4 separate regions of the Homo sapiens genome follow, and regions 2, 3 and 4 are each linked to region 1. A link is an interaction called in ENCODE POLR2A ChIA-PET data of the cell type or tissue named here. Cell type or tissue: CD4-positive, alpha-beta T cell. All regions are shown on one strand.

Region 1 (4,000 bases):
GTGGAAAGCTCACAAGACAGCCAGAGCTCTTTTCAAATGGTTTTATGTTTGTTACCCACACAATGGGCAGGTATGATCACTTGGTGGGTGGCCATCCAATGACCACAACCAAGGAGGATTTAACAAGGGGATTTTATTACTTGCAACAAGTAAGGAAGACACCCGGGATAGTTCCCCAAAACAGTACCTTTCATAACAAAGGTGAAAACGGGGCTTTAATTGGGCTGGATAGCTGAGTCACTGTAAGTAAAGGGGGAGTCTAGGCCACACAGGTGCAGTCACTGTTCATGCTTCTACATATATTGCATGTGGCTGGACGTGGTGGCTCAAACCTGTAATCCTAGCACTTTGGGAGGCTGAGGCAGGCGGAGCACTTGATGTCAGGAGTTCGAGACCAGACTGGCCAACATGGTGAAACTTCATCTCTATTAAAGCTGGATGTGGTGGCGCATGCCTATAGTCCCAGCTACTTGGGAGGCTGAGGCAGGAGAATCGCTTGAACCTGGGAGGTGGAGGTTGCAGTGACCCGAGATCACGCCAGTGCACTCCAGCCTGGGTGACAGAGTGAGACTCCATCTCAAATAAAATAAAATAAAATAAAATAAAATAAAATAAAATAAAATAATAAAATAAAATAAAATAAAATAAAATAAAATAAAATAAAATAAAATAAAATAAATAACATTGCATGTTTAGAAAGTGGCAAACAGGCTTCTCCCTGGGCAGGTTTTTTTAGTATGGGAATGAGGAGAGTTCCCCAAATTTCATCTCCAACACAGCAGGCATCTCCCGATTCAACCAGTTTTTTGTTTTGCAGAGGCTGAGCTTCTTTCTGGGTCTTTTTGAAACAACAGGAACTCAAGGTGCAACAGTAACAAGTGGGTACTTTTTCACAGTGTGTACCCAAGGACCTCAAAACCCCAGGAACCTGGGCTGCAGGTTCACTCCAGAACACCGAGCTATCAGTGCCCTAAATTTCTATGCCATGATGCTGTAATAATTTTTGCCTAAAAATATTTTTACTTTTTTATTAATAATGATGTCTTACATTTGTCGGGCACACACTGTGCCAGTTATCCATGATCTAATTCTCACATCACTTTATGAAATGGTTCCTATTAATATCTCTGTTTTATAGGTCAGTAAACTGAAGCAAGTAGAGTTAAGAAAAAGTGGATTCTGGCTGGGCACGGTGGCTCACGCCTGTAAACCCAGCACTTTGGGAGGCCAAGGCGGGTCGATCGGTCAGTAGTTCGAGACCAGCCTGGCCAATATGGTGAAACCCCGTCTCTACTAAAAATACAAAAATTAGCTGGGTGTGGTGGTGGGCACCTGTAATCCCGGCTGCTTAGGAGGCTGAGGCAGGAGAATTGCTTGAAACCAGAAGGCAGAGGTTGCAGTGAGCCAAGATCGCACCACTGCACTCCAGCCTGGGCAAAAGAGTGAAACTCCGTCTCAAAAAAAAAAAAAAGAGTGGATTCCACACAGTGTAATTTCAAGGTTATAAATGTAAGCATGTTTAAGGCTTTTCATACGAGAAGCCAATTTGTTTTCTGAAAACTGTGTTCCTGCTAGTGTACATTCCTGGCAGGCTACACACTTGTTCTTCCCACTACACAATCATCGAGACATTGAGAATTGTCTTCTGAAATATTTAATACTTTCATATGGGAAAATGGTGTCTTCTTGTGGTTATTTTAATTGTCTTTGTTTTAAATTCTCTGTTTTCCAATGGTTCAATTTTCTAGTCCTTCTGAGTTTTGTAGGCAGTAAGCATGGCATAAATCCTAAATAAATAGAGGAAATGCTTCACTATTTTTCCTGGAACTGGACTTAGCTATTTTATTTTTAAAAGGAAAGAAAAACCTAGAAAAGGGAAAATCTACAAGTGTCAGACCCTCCCACACTTCTATGGTTTGTTCCAGAAAAAGGAACAGCTTCTTTACTCTGAGGAACCAGAAAGAAGCTTGCTCTGTTCCTCTTCTCAACAGCCAGAGCTTCAGCGCTAGCACCTGTGTTATCAAGAGAAGCTGAGTCCAGAACACGTGATGGGAAGCATGTGGGTATGTATGTGTCAAAGCTGCTTTGAGCCTCACTCTGTGCTTTTTCTCTTCTTCTAACAAATTCATCACCGGTGTTATTGTGTCAGTGCATGCTGAGAATTTTATGCAACTTAGTGTATATCTGATTATCAAGCATTCAAATCCCAACATCTGTGCTCAAATATAAGGAAATAGGTCAAACAGAGACGCCTCCTCCTGCTGCAACGCCTTTCACACTGCGTCAAAGAGTTGCATCAAACAGGATGATCAGTGTTGCAAGGTGTGGAGACCACAAACTGTCTGCCACCACTGCCAGGCACCATGTAACCTCAATTCTTCCCTGGCAAATAGTGTCTGACACAGTGCAAAAGGGCAGCACTGTTAGAAAGACTGCAGCTCTAACTAAAACTGATGATCAAGCAAGAGGAAAAAATCCGATTATCAGCTATTTTAGAGTACATTTAAATTCCCAAGTGCAATGACCCCTAAATGCAAACCATTGTTTTTGACCAGCTATGACTAAAACAGCTAAAAAGGATTGAGAAACAGCAAGAGAGAAACTATGCCCTCTAAAGAAGCAGACTTCCTGCCTTGGCTAGCTTGTGTTAGAGCAGATTCTGCCAAATAATACCACTATAAAACGTGTCTTCAAAAAAGCTGTATCTTCCAAAAGATGATGTAACAGTTGCTCTAGGGAGGCAATAGCAATGTTCAGATGAATGGTGAATTCCTTTCCTATTGCTGCTCTAACAAATTACCACAAATCAGTGGCTTAAAACAAAACAGCTTTATTACTGCACAGTTTTGGAGGTCTGAAGTCTGAAATGGGTTTCACTAGGTACAAGTCCAGGTGTCAGCAGGGGTGTGTTCCAGCTTCTAGAGGCTTCCTGCATTCCTTCGCTCATGGCCTCACTCCTCCATCTTCTAAGCCAGCAATGTCAGGCTGAGCCTTCCTCATGCTGCCGCCTTTCTGATTCTTTCTCTCCTGCCTCTCTCTTATAAGGAACATTGTGATGACATTGGACCCACCCAGATGATCCCAGATAGTCTCACCATCTCAAGGTCAGCTGATTATCAACCTTAATTCAGTCTGGAACCTCAAGTCTCCCATTGCCATGTGACATAACATAGTCACAGGTTCCAAGGATTAGGATGTAGATATCTTTGGGGGGCTATTATTCTCCCTATCACAAAAGGGAACACCAGAGTCTTCAGTTTAGCAATCTTCAAGGAATGTTGACAAAGCAAGAATCTGAGGCTTTGAGAATGTAGGTAATTTTCCCGAAGACATTCTGCAAGTAGGAGATAGAGCTGGAACATGACCAGATCTGTCTGCCAAGTAAGCCCAGGCTCATCCTCCACACGCTGCCCCCATCAGGAGGCAACCTGGCCCCTTCTACTGAATCTCTACATCAGATGGAGCCTGCATATGACTCAGCAGAAACCTCAGAGGAAATTCTGCTTCCTTCAGGAATTTCAGGGCATGGTGGTGATTGGAAAGAGTCAGGACAGTTGGCCTTTACTTCATATTGCATCACAACCACTAAGTGGCTTTGGGAAGTTTGCTAAAACTTTCAGGTTCTAAGGATCCTCGGCTGTGAAACCAGGAACTTGGACTAGATGGTGTCTAAGACATCTTTCAGTTCTAAAATTCTATAATTGAATGGTCTTATGGGTAAAACCACTTTGCTGCAGAACAGTGCCACTCAGAGCATAGTTTGTCGACCTCTGTCAGTCCAGAGTATTCGGTACCTGTCCATGACAAGATAAGGAGCTTAAGCCAAAATGTTAACCAACTACATCAGTAAGTGCACTGTTCAGTACTGCTGCCATTTGATTTTTTGTAGCAAGGCTTTCGTGGTGAAGGAAGCAGTGTGTTGATTTACTTCCTGGCATAATCTTCTTATCTCATTGCAGATTGTTAGCAAATAGTTCCTGGATGAGATTCTGAATAATGC
Region 2 (4,000 bases), 120 kb before region 1:
GGAACCAGTAGTTTTCCAAACAGACAAAATAGAAAAGGGCATTTCAGGCAGAGAAAATAGCTCTGCAGGGCGAGGCATGGTGGCTCACGCCTGTAATCCCTGTACTTTGGGAGGCTGAGATGGGTGGATCACCTGAGGTCAGGAGTTCAAAACCAGCCTGGCCAACATGGTGAAAACCCATCTCTACTAAAAATACAAAAATTAGCCAGGCATGGTGATGGGTGCCTGTAATCCCAGCTACTCATGAGGCTGAGGCAGGAGAATCACTTGAACCCGGGAGGCAGAGGTTGCAGTGAGCTGAGATCACGCCATTGCACTCCAGTCTGGGCCACAGAGCAAGGCTCCATTACATTAAAAAAAAGGAAGAAAGAAAAGAAAAGAAAGAGAAAATAGCTCTACAAAGTGCAAAGCAAAAGCACACACAGGAAGCTGTGGCAGGTTGGGTGTGGCTACAGACAGGGATGCAGGAGGAGACCTCCAGGATGAGAGGTTGGTGAGGTGGTGTCAGCGTGCTGCTCGTTCTCACTAGCTCTTGTTTCTAGAGGCAAAACCTCGGTGATGCAGGCTATACTCCACTCACCACAGGTAATGTGAATACAAACAACAAAATAATTCTGCCCGGAAACCATTTTGGTTTGTGTGTGCATAGCTTTCTCCTTATGTCATTATCTCCCATTTAGAAAATACTGCAAAGACAGGAGGGAACTGAACATGTTAGAATGGGGAAATAGGGGCCCTGGAGGGTGAAGTCACTCCCCAAAGTCTCAAAGTAAGTCAGTGACTGGTCCAAAAAGAGAAGTAAGTGGAACCTCTGGAGTCTTAGTTTGGTCGAAGCAATGCGTGGGAAAAACACAAGTCAGTTGGCATTTTAAGAACCTAAAGTTTTATTTAAAAAACCTTTGAGATGCACGGTCCATGAAATGTGCTTTACTTCTTAGATGTGTGGATCTAGGATACAGGGATACACCCATGTAAAGGCATTCCAAACAAAAGCTAATGTTCCTCGCTTCCTTTATGAAATTAGGATCATTATATATTGTTTTTAAAATGAATCAACTAGGCAGTGACATGGTATGGTGAAATGCTGAATTTTCTGACTCAACTATTTTTTGCTGTGTGTATTTGAATGTGTTACTTAAATTTTCCGAGCCTCAGTTTCTTCATCTTTAAAGAAGGGGTGCTAATAATGCAATCACACCGTTCATTTCATAGGGCAGCATTAGGATTAGGTGAGACAGAGTGTTTAAAATATATACAACAGTGCCTGGTGACTGAAGGGAGAAAGAGAGGAAGAGAGGAAGGAAAGAAAGAAGGAAAAGGGAAGGAACAGAGGAAGTTAAAAGAAAATGTAAAAGAACTAGAACTTTTGCAAAATTATCTTGGAGAACAAATCCCAATTTCTAGTATAAACTGTAGGAAATATTGTCAAGTCGCAACTTAAAAGCAAAGATTAGTTGTGTTGTATACTATGTGTTTTGTGTGGGTGTAAATCTAGATCTCACATCCATGCTCTATGTTTTAATGTTCTCAGTCTGGCTTATTTTGGCTTTGGTACCACATTTCTTATTCGGAGTCCTTGAAGTCAGGTATTGCAGAACTGGTACATGATACCAACCCAAAGCCAACAGCATTGGTATTAGCTCATCCTGAGTGGTGAAGGGGCTCCGGGCTTTGCCTTGCCTGAGTACTGACAGTGGAAAGTACCTTCTAACAGTTGAGGAAGTATGGCCAGAGTGGAAAAATGTACAGCAATCTTAAGAAAAGCCCAACCACATACACTATGAGCCATGAAAAGAAAAGAGATCTCTGGGCATCTGTGATGAGGACCACTGGGCAACATCTCCTCTCTGTCAGATGCACCAATGCTCAGAACTGATTCTGTTATCCTGCACTACACTCTACCTCCTCTCCACTCTCTAATTCTCCAGGCATTTTTACCATTGTAGTCTGAGCTGAAAAACAGTGAGACAATGTACAGCAGACATTTGTATACAAGCAATGATAACAGAAACTTCTATTTATTTGTAATAATGTGATCTCATTCTCAATAGGCTTCTTGGATTTTAGAATCTCTAATGACAAGCTTATTTGCAGAAAAAAACAAAAGGAGAAGTTACAGATAAATTGAGACAGGAAATTTGTATTAATTTGATGGGCTCTCTTTATCTTCATTTTTTTTAAAAGTTACAGTTTAGTTGGTAAATATTTACCAATACCAACGTACAATGGAATATGTATAACATTTCTTTTATCAAAATTTTAAGTGCCTAAATAGCCTAATCTAATATCTTCACAGCTATTATTTTAAAGACTTCCCACCATAAAATCCTCAAGCATTTATATTTATTTCTCAAATATGTTTGGTATACCAGCCGACCTAACAAAAGGAGACTTGGGATCTCTTCCTGATAGAACATGTGGAATTATAGGCCGGGTGCAGTGACTCACACTTGTAATCCCAGAACTTTGGGAGGCCGAAGTAGGGGGATCGCCTGAGGTCAGGAGTTCAAGACCAGCCTGGCCAATGTGGTGAAACCCTGTCTCTACTAAAAATACAAAAACATTAGCTGAGCGTGGTGGTGTGTGCCTGTAATCCCAGCTACTCAGGAGGCTGAGGCAGGAGAATCTCTTGAACCCAGTAGGCGGAAGTTGCAGTGAGCTAAGATTGTGCCTGGGCAACAAGAGCGAAAACTCCATCTTCAAAAAAAAAAAAAAAAAGAAAAAAGAAAGAAAATGTGGAATTACAAATAATCATTCAATAATCATGGAAACACAAAAAAGTATATAGACATATTATCAGGAAGCAACTAGTGGATCATGTTAGAAGATACAAAACAGTTTAAATAGACATGGATTATACTTTTAAGAAACTGCCAACATAAAATGAGAGAGAGGAAAGGTGTGAATCTTGACTCTGCCAGTTACTGGTTCTGTGACCCCAGACAAGTCACTTAACCCTCCCTGAACCTCAGCTTGGTCATCTGGAATAAGGATATAATTAATAACAACTTTACCTAGCTATGTATGAAAATAAAAGAGTAATTATCTTTCAAGCGTTTGGCATGATGCCTAGTAAATATTAGGGGCTCAGTAAGTCAGTGGTGACGCTGGGTGGAGTAGATATGCTCCATATCTACCTAGACGACAACATGGGAAAATGGAAGGGGAAAATAACCCACATCACACCTAGCGAGTAGATAGCACTTGCCTGATTTTATAGATGAGGAAACTGAACTTCAGAGGCTCCAGAGACTTGCTCAGCCTCCACATTTACCAAGAGCCCAGAATATAAATCCAAATCTGTCTCTACCTTTGCTCCCCTTTCTTTATACCACATTTGCCTCTTTTGTGCCTGGGAGCTGCAGACACTCAGCTTTAAAGAACTGGTACTGGAGATATGGTACTGGAGGAAGAACTGCGTGCAGTGAACAGTAGGGTGGGTACGGAGGGAGGAGAAAAACTGTGTGAACATCACCAGGTAGATGAAGTATCACAACTGTCATTCTCAGTGGTCACAGAAAAGAAACAGAATCCATGATATTTTGAGGAACAGTCCCAACATGAATGACAGCAAGAAAAGGAAAAAATCCAAAGTTTTCCAAGGTGCCTACCATATTCCATATTTTCAAAGGGAAACTTTAAAACTGTTTATAAAGCATTAGAAACAGTGGGGGAAGTTCAGTTCGCATTTTTAAGATGACAAAAGAGTGCTCAACAGTGCAAAACTACAGGCATGATCTTCTCTTTTTTCCTTACTCCCACTTTGCACCTATTACCTAGCTTTCTCTATAAAGAATTTATATCCCACTCTTCTTTGTTCAAGCTGGCCTTTCTGGTGAGGGTGATATGAGCAGATGATGTCAAGGAGGTACAAAGGATCTACTTTTTAAATGTTACACCTGAGATTACTAGAGGCTGGGAAGGGTAGGGGGAAGGTGGAGGATAGGAGAGATTTGTTTAGATACAAAATTATAGCTAGACAGGAGGAATAAGCTCTCAT
Region 3 (4,000 bases), 130 kb before region 1:
TGTAATGTACACAATATACTGAAGCTTCAGGACGATTCAGGCAACAGCTTTTAGAGAGGTGAGGGAAGACTAGATGGAAGGTGAAGGGACGAGAGAGGCTATCATTCAGACATTAAGGCATGATCCCAGGGAAGAGTCAGAATCTCACAAGATGACTGTTGCTACTGAATAGGGGCACCAGCATTACTTTCAACATCCACAGTAAAAGAGTCATAATTTCTATAAGGTACCTCTGTTTCCACAAAGAACTCTTATAGAAACTCTTAAGGAAACCACAGGTTTAGTGATAAAGAGTAAGAGAAAGTATGTGATGGTATTAAAATCAAGGAAACAGCAAAACAGAAGACAAGATATAAAAGATGAGACTTACAAACCATTTCCAGGAACAAACTATGTAAGAGTAGAGTCCATATTCCATGTTTTGATAGAGAAAGTCATTTTATTGAAGCATATTTTTCAAAAATAAGTTCTCCCAGCTCCTCTAAACAAATACTACTGGTTTCTTGTCATCTCTGAAATTTTGCTCATGTTCCCATTTCATTGAATCTACCCTGAAGCTACTCAGTGAAGAAGAGAATGATGCAATTTGGGGTACCAGGTCTACTCACCAACTTTGGCAAAAGCTTCTCTGAGCTCCATCATTTCCTCATCGGACACTGATCCTCTGGCCATTTTTTATTGCTTTAGGTAACAGATCTGGAGAGAAGAAGAACATAAGGGATAACTTTTGTGCATTTGAATTCTTAAAATACCACATTAAGAAGCAATTCCCATTTATTACATGAAGAAATATTCTTCTGCATCCCCCATGATTTAGAACTATCTTTCCAAAATGTAAGTCAGAAATACGCTTTTTCTCAATCCTCCATGTGGTGGTCTCCAAAGATGGCTCTCAACAATTTCTTCCCTCTCGGTCTATACAGACTGCTCCTCACATCAAGAGGTAGAGCTTATTTCCCTCCCCTAGAATCTGGGCTGGTTTTTTAACTGCTTTGACCATTAGAGGGTGGTAGAAATGATGTCTGGGGCTGGAAACTTCTGCTTCCTTCTTTTTGGAATGCTCATTCTTAGGATGCTCCCTCTTGGTACCCAATTTCCATGACATGAGACATTTAAGCCACATAAATAAAGAAGCCAATGAAGGAGAACTGGGTGCACTGGTTAACAAACCTGCTGAGATCCCATCTGACAGCCAGCATCAATGCCAGCAACCTGAGAGGGCCATTTTGGGCTTTCTGGCCCATTTGAGCTCCTAGATGACCACATTCCCAGCCAACATCACATTAAGCAGAAGAATCGCCCAGCTGTGCTCAGTCAACCAAAAGAACAGAGAAGACAAAACGAGTGATGTCTTAAGTCACTACGTTTTAGAGTAGTTACCCAGCAATAAGCAACTAAAACACTTCACTTTTACATAAATGTCTTTTTTAAGAGGTATCTTCGTGTTCATATTTAAAATTAGTATTTGACCAAGCCAACAGATACAGTTTATAACTTCAAAGGAAGTTAATCAAAATTCTCCATATTATTTAGGGATGAACAAAGGGAAGCTGACCCTCTCATAATTCAGCTATGGGAATCTGAGGCGCTTTCTAGGTGTTTTCTTCTCAGAAAAGCGACAGTCTTGCTGAGAAACAGTGCTTGAGTAATTTCCCTTTTCCTGTGCATCACTGCTGCCCTCTAGTGGGTGAGAAGAAAATAAAACAGAAAATGGATGATAATCTCCATGCCCCTAGCTAATCCACACCAGCATGTTTCAAATCGGAGACCCACTGAAGTTTGTTGAACTTACTGGTGCAGAGGGGATAAGTGGAGTGGGAGTGTGGGGGTTGGGGTGTTTCTAAGCATAGTTATATTTTGGATAGTTCAGGGAAGTTATCGATTTAAAAAAAAATTTGTGACAGGATGTTGTTTTCAGTAGATTTCTTTTTTATATTTTCATATTATTCTATAGTGCTGTATTTGTTCTTGATGGCCACCAACAACCACACCAAACAGAAAACAGTCTTAATTAACATCAAAACCTGTAGGCCAAAAATGCATTACACTCAATTTTGCAAATCCATATCCATTATCCAACAAATTACCATCCTGCCACATACATATATCAGTGGTTTCAAACTTTTGTTCCACCAAGCAACCCTTTGTTGACAGAAACCTTACATGTAAACCTTACATGTAAGCAAACAAATAAAAATAACAACTCTGAGAGTCTTTGGTTGAAAAAACCCAAATGTACCCCTGCCCCTGCTATCTTATCTCCTTGTCACCTTCATCTGTGGGAACTCCAGGGAGCATGATTTGAAAATCATAGAATTATATATGTCTTCATTTAAATTTAAATGTATTCATTAAAAATATATTTTTGATATCAATAAAAATTTTATTTTATTATTGTCTTACATATCTAAGAAAGTATTGGTACATTGGATCTTTTAAAGGATGACAGAAACTGTCGAGGGGTTAATTGTATTAAAAATACAATCTCACTAACACATCACAATAACCCTAAGAGACAGGCACTGGCTATCTGGCTTTCTTGTCATCTCTCTCTCTCCCTCCCTCTCGTCCTTTTTTCTTTCCTTCTTCCTTCCTTGTTTCCTACCTTCCTTCCTTCCTCTCTTTCTTTTTCAGAATGCCTTTTTCCAAAAATAATTTGAGCTAAGTTACAAAGATATATCCAAACCCAAGAGTTAAACCAACTAAATGATGTAATTGATAAGAAAGAAAGCGTAACTGAAATAAGATGATGGTCGGGAGGAACTCTAATACTTAAAATACATGCCTAAGACCCCGCATGTTTTGCTACAAGTAGGCTGAAAATCTATCTCCAAGTTCTCTAGAAGCTAAGGCAAAAAGGAAAGTATCATCGGTTATACAATTCACTATCTATGAGACAAACCAATTTTCTTAGGGCAGCAGATCTGATGTCTGACAGCAAAATCTTCACACAGGCTTTAAGAAGAGGCCATTTGTGGGATGGGGTAAACACAGGTTTTGTGTTTCTTACAATGTCCTTCAATATAGGCTGATGGCATAGGTATGTATATTCTCATTGTATAGATCAGAAAACAGTATCTCAGAGAAGTTAAGATACAGATCTCAAATCACTCAGCTGGGTGGAGAAGCAGCCAAAACTCCAATCCCCAAGTCTTTTCTCCTCTCCCAGGCTGTCTACTCGGGTTCTCTGCCTTCATGTTCCTGTTAGACACACATCCCATCCATCCATTTATTCACTAAACAATGAGTTCTCCCTCTCCCTCCCCCTCCCCCTCCCTCCCCCTCCCCCTCCCTCTCCCGTCTCCCTCAACCCACGGTCTCCCTCTCCCTCTCTTTCCACGTTCTCCCTCTGATGCCGAGCAGAAGCTGGACTGTACTGCTGCCGTATGGGCTCACTGCAACCTCCCTGCCTGATTCTCCTGCCTCAGCCTGCCAAGTGCCTGCGATTGCAGGCGCGCGCCTCCAGGCCTGACTCGTTTTCGTATTTTTTTGGTGGAGACGGGGTTTCGCTGTGTTGGCCGGGCTGGTCTCCAGCTCCTAACCGTGAGTGATCTGCCAGCCTCGGCCTCCGGAGGTGCTGGGATTGCAGGCGGAGTCTCGTTCACTCAGTGCTCAATGTTGCCCAGGCTGGAGTGCAGTGGCGTGATCTCGGCTAGCTACAACCTCCACCTCCCAGCCGCCTGCCTTGGCCTCCCAAAGTGCCGAGATTGCAGCCTCTGCCCAGCCGCCACCCCTTCCGGGAAGTGAGGAGCGTCTCTGCCTGGCCGCCCATCGTCTGAGATGTGGGGAGCGCCTCTGCCCCGCCGCCCCGTCTGGGATGTGAGGAGCGCCTCTGCCCGGCCGCGACCCCGTCTGGGAGGTGAGGAGCGTCTCTGCACGGCTGCCCCGTCTGAGAAGTGAGGAGCCCCTCCGCCCGGCAGCCGCCCTGTCTGAAAAGTGAGGCGCCCCTCCGCCTGGCAGCCACCCCGTCTGGGAAGTGAGGAGCGTCTCCAGCCGGCAG
Region 4 (4,000 bases), 130 kb before region 1:
TCAGTACATTTCCAGAGGGGAAATTATACAACTTCCAAACATCTCAAGAACAATCAGTAATCCAAAAGAACACATCATCTAGAATAACATTAATATTGTAAGCTTTAGCATTAGACTATGACAACTAAAGAAACGAAAAATAAAATATGTAGGACTATGAAGCAAAATAAAATACCCATACATTTTTAAAAAGCCATCAAGATTAATCTATTTAAGGAAAAAACATTGCTTTTACTTAATCCTGTCCCCTTCATTTTATAAAGTAGACCACTGTAGGAGATCTTACTTTGCGAATATATGGAATTTACTATATATTCTTGGGATATCATATCTCTATGGATACAGATATGACTAACTTTTACATAAAGGATGATTCAGAAAATATAATTTTAAAATGACTTTGTTTTTAAGAAACCAAATAATTATAAATGGCCTTAAAAACAGATGGCCAGTTAAAGGGACTCTGATGAATCTTTTTGTCAAGTCAGAATCTCCTCCAGATTGTCCTTTTTCTCCCTGCAGATACATGGATTCTCTCAAAGCCTACAGAATTCTTCTCTCTGCAGGCTCTGATGTAAATGCCACAGGGTGGAAGGTAGGGGGAAGGCTATTCAGGAGGAGAGACTCAACGGCTCTCCTCTGACACTATTATCTCAGGCCACATAAACACTTATGGGAAGCTAGCAATCCAGATTACTCCAAACTTCATCAACCTCATATTGCTCTGGGTACCTCTGGTTTGACCACTACACCGAGGGGCTTCTGAAGCTGTGTAGCACATCTTACAGAGCCTGGCTCTGTCGCCAGCTAAGGAGTTCTCATTCCTTCCTTCTCTCCCTTAGTACATTCCTGATACCTCTGTTTTCTACCAAGTTGCCCAATCCCATTAAGGGTGTGACACAAGAACAAGCCTCCTGCAAGAAAAGGGGATACTCCAGGCTGGGGCTTGGGGAGGCCTTTCTGTGCCTTAGCATCTCTCTCCTTCCCTGAGCTTTAGACAGTGATGCTCCTGATACTAACATCTTTAAATTCTACAGCTACCCTTTAGCCCACATTCTACCAGAAGCAATTTAAGATCCAGACTTTCCCCTACTGAAAGCTCAGAGTACCCCAAATGCATCTTTTCAATAAATTGAATATTATGGGCTAGCTGTTTAACCATGATTGCACTATTACCTTGATATCAAATGCCATTCATTCATTCTTTCACTCCATATATGTGTCTGTATGCAAAGTACTGCCCTGGCTGCTAGGGGGTTGGTGAGGGGCTTCAGGCATGAAGCCCACAGTTAAATATCAAGTTTCAAATGCAGCACATGGATTACAGCTAATTTACTGTGAAATAGTTAATGCAATGAAAAGAGTTCTGACGATCAAAAACGAACAAGTGAAAAGGTTAAACACAAGGCTCTGAGGGAAAAATAAAACTAGATAAGTGTAAGAAATTAGCACAGAGGCTTATCAAAAAAATAAAAATATAAAATACCTAAAGCAGCCCAGGCAATTAAGATATTGAGACAATTAATATACTTGAACATCTCCAAAGAAATCAAAATGGAAATAACTGGCAGGAAATAGAAGGAAGTGCCAAGCTTGGCAGTCAGGAGACCTAGGCTGTGTAACTTTAGGCTCCATCTTGCCTCTATGGGACTCAGTTTTCTCATTCATAAATTGAGAAGCGGAGTCCGTTCTATGTTAAAAGTTCCAAAATTCTATGCAGTAGCTGACAAGTATACATACAAATTAGAGCTAGATTAGAAAGTATTGCAAATGAGCTGAGAAATAGCTGCTGGCGCCATCAGCAGCTGTAGCTTTGGCTCGGAGGTGCCTTCTGTGAAATGGAGCAAGTGAGGGAGTGGGCAGCTCCCAGCCCAGCCTCGCTCCTGGGGGCTGGGGGGCTGTGTTCCTGCTCTTACCTCAGCAGCACGAAAAGCTCTGTCTAGATGCATTCTCCTCACTGGCCCCAGGCAGATGCGCTCTGCTCAGCTGCCTAGCTGCTGGACTGCCCCCGCACAGATCAGGGAAGTTCCCAGAGCAGCACGTGAGACCTGTTTTATGGGATGTTACCACACACAGCTTAAGACACGTTGATCCAGTTCACTCCTAGTTTCTAGGCAAGACGGTACTCAAACTGTCCCAGAAAGAGAGTCATCTACTATTTTGTTAAAAATATCCAAATAAGGAAATCCTACAACCTCTCTGGTGTCTCATATCCCTACTTTGTAACCTAAATCTTTTCTGATACGATTGAAGGTCTCTCTTGGGCTATTCTCAGAGGAAATAACAGGAGCTGTTCAATTCATAAAGATTCCATCACATGCCTTGGTCTCTTTATATTCTTGTAACCTGCTTTTTTAGGGCTTATTCTCCAAATCTTTCATAGTTTTCTTTGCTATCTTCTGGGTCTATGCCAACTTCCTTATAGAATGAATGTAGTAAGAATAGCAGTCATAGAATGTAGAGGTGGAGGGATCTTAGAGATGATCTATCTGGCCACTCCCCTGTCACAGAGGCATGAAATGACACCCAAGTTAAAGGACATGCCTAACATCACAGAGCTTATTGGAGGTGTGGCTGGGACCAGAGTCCAGGCCTCCTTATTTCTCTTCTTTCCTCTTTAATAAGTTTTAAACCCTAAGATAGGACTCTTCTCTTTAATTAAGACCTTCTTCACATATAGTAAGAACAATCCCCCAAGATTTCAAATGTCTTACGAATATAATTTCATGTATGTTTCTTGTACATGAAGGGGAATTTTTCTAGGTATGGCAAAGGCACTGTTCAGGTTTAGGCTGCAATTAACATGTGCCAAATCACATACAAATATTGTGTACACTGGCATCTTCTAGGTCACGATGATTCTTACCCCCTGCATTTGTCTCTATACATTTATTCTATTTTTTTTCCTTAAAGAGACAGATCTCACTATGTTGCCTAGGCAGGAGTGCAGTGGCTCTTCACAGGTGTGATCCCACTACTGATCAGCACAGGAGTTTTGACCTGCTCCATTTCTGGTGTGAGCCAGTGCACCCACTCCTCCTTAAACAACCTAGTGGTCCCCTGCTCCCATATTGATGCCAAACTTAGTGCTGACACCCAATTGACATGGCACACTACAGCCCAGAACTCCTGGACTCAAGCCACCCTCCTGCCTCAGCCTCCCAAGTAGCTAGGACTACAGGCGTGCACCACCACACCTTGTTGTACATTGATTCTTGACCTTGCACTAAGGCCCTCCAAATTTCCTTAGCAACCAAAGAGCAAACCCAATTAAAACAACTCACCACGAGATGAAATGTTCAAAAGACAAGACAGCCAAATTCATAGATCAATAATAAAATGACACCCTCAGACTTATCGCAACAATCATCATGGTTTCAGGCATCCTGTTCTGGAGGCTGGGGAGAATCAGTGAGCCCTTCCTCTGAGCTTTGGTCCAGATCTCTGTAGTGTGGTCCCTGTTACCATTCATCTCTCCTAGCAGATTAGTGTCTGGCCCATGTGAGGTACTCAGTAAATGAGCTGTGTACATGAACAAAACAATCCATAACCTAATGGTATACAGGACTTGAAAAGTCCCCTATCACCTTCTTTGAGGAATTTAACAATAATATTCTTGTGTACATACTTAGACAATCCCATCCACTGAAAGGTACAGACACCCAAAACAAGGCTACTAAATGCTTCAAATTCACATTAAACCACTTTGCTGGAAAGACAACTTTGGTGAGTTAATTTGGTGTCTAAAGGGCAGCTGCTGGCCCGAGGTAGTCTGTGAAATGGCACCTGTGCCTGCTGCCTAGCCCTACCTTGCCAGCCGCAAAAGCGATTCTGTCTGAGATTGCAGATCCTGAGGCTGGGCTTCTTGGCACTGTTGCTGTAAAACCTGCTGGCTGCCGGTAATGCTTGGCAGTGGGTCTCTATCCAACTCTGTAGGGCCTGCTTGTAAGCTGAGCGCTGCTGAGGTGGGAGGGAAAGGAACCTTGGAGACAGAGCAGTG

Evidence for each region. ChIA-PET counts read pairs that join two places held together with the same protein. Peaks named below come from ENCODE experiments on the same cell type or tissue, not always from the same donor. Only the 100,000 strongest peaks of a DNase experiment are listed, where the experiment ranks them.
Region 2: POLR2A ChIA-PET joins it to region 1 with 47 read pairs; 8 of 35 experiments call an interaction of 5 or more read pairs at or near these places.
Region 3: POLR2A ChIA-PET joins it to region 1 with 20 read pairs; 9 of 35 experiments call an interaction of 5 or more read pairs at or near these places.
Region 4: POLR2A ChIA-PET joins it to region 1 with 26 read pairs; 9 of 35 experiments call an interaction of 5 or more read pairs at or near these places.

The regions. Positions count from the first base shown.
Region 1 is chr13:46,293,636-46,297,635 of GRCh38, forward strand. LINC00563 (long intergenic non-protein coding RNA 563) reads right to left here. Exons shown (of 1, transcript NR_047493.1): 1 at 2,810-4,000. The region is part of intron 2 of LOC105370194 (a long non-coding RNA gene); the gene reads right to left. Among named protein-coding and RNA genes, the nearest start is that of LINC00563, 2.2 kb to the right of the region's middle. RefSeq lists enhancers at 1-324, 2,797-3,996. In CD4-positive, alpha-beta T cell, no CTCF peak of the experiment used is centred here; DNase peaks (open chromatin) are centred at 2,306 and 2,676; H3K4me3 peaks cover 688 bases; H3K27ac peaks cover 3,019 bases.
Region 2 is chr13:46,172,134-46,176,133 of GRCh38, forward strand. All of the region lies in intron 1 of LCP1 (lymphocyte cytosolic protein 1), which reads right to left. Among named protein-coding and RNA genes, the nearest start is that of LCP1, 8.0 kb to the right of the region's middle. RefSeq lists an enhancer at 345-394. In CD4-positive, alpha-beta T cell, no CTCF peak of the experiment used is centred here; DNase peaks (open chromatin) are centred at 508, 1,678 and 3,428; H3K4me3 peaks cover 2,482 bases; H3K27ac peaks cover 4,000 bases.
Region 3 is chr13:46,158,991-46,162,990 of GRCh38, forward strand. LCP1 (lymphocyte cytosolic protein 1) reads right to left here. Exons shown (of 16, transcript NM_002298.5): 2 at 609-696. The coding sequence starts at 672. Among named protein-coding and RNA genes, the nearest start is that of LCP1, 21 kb to the right of the region's middle. In CD4-positive, alpha-beta T cell, CTCF peaks have their summits at 1,679 (motif pointing left) and 1,878; a DNase peak (open chromatin) is centred at 1,671; H3K4me3 peaks cover 355 bases; H3K27ac peaks cover 2,936 bases.
Region 4 is chr13:46,166,547-46,170,546 of GRCh38, forward strand. All of the region lies in intron 1 of LCP1 (lymphocyte cytosolic protein 1), which reads right to left. It also overlaps the pseudogene RN7SL288P. Among named protein-coding and RNA genes, the nearest start is that of LCP1, 14 kb to the right of the region's middle. In CD4-positive, alpha-beta T cell, no CTCF peak of the experiment used is centred here; DNase peaks (open chromatin) are centred at 2,005, 2,475, 3,385 and 3,845; H3K4me3 peaks cover 1,298 bases; H3K27ac peaks cover 4,000 bases.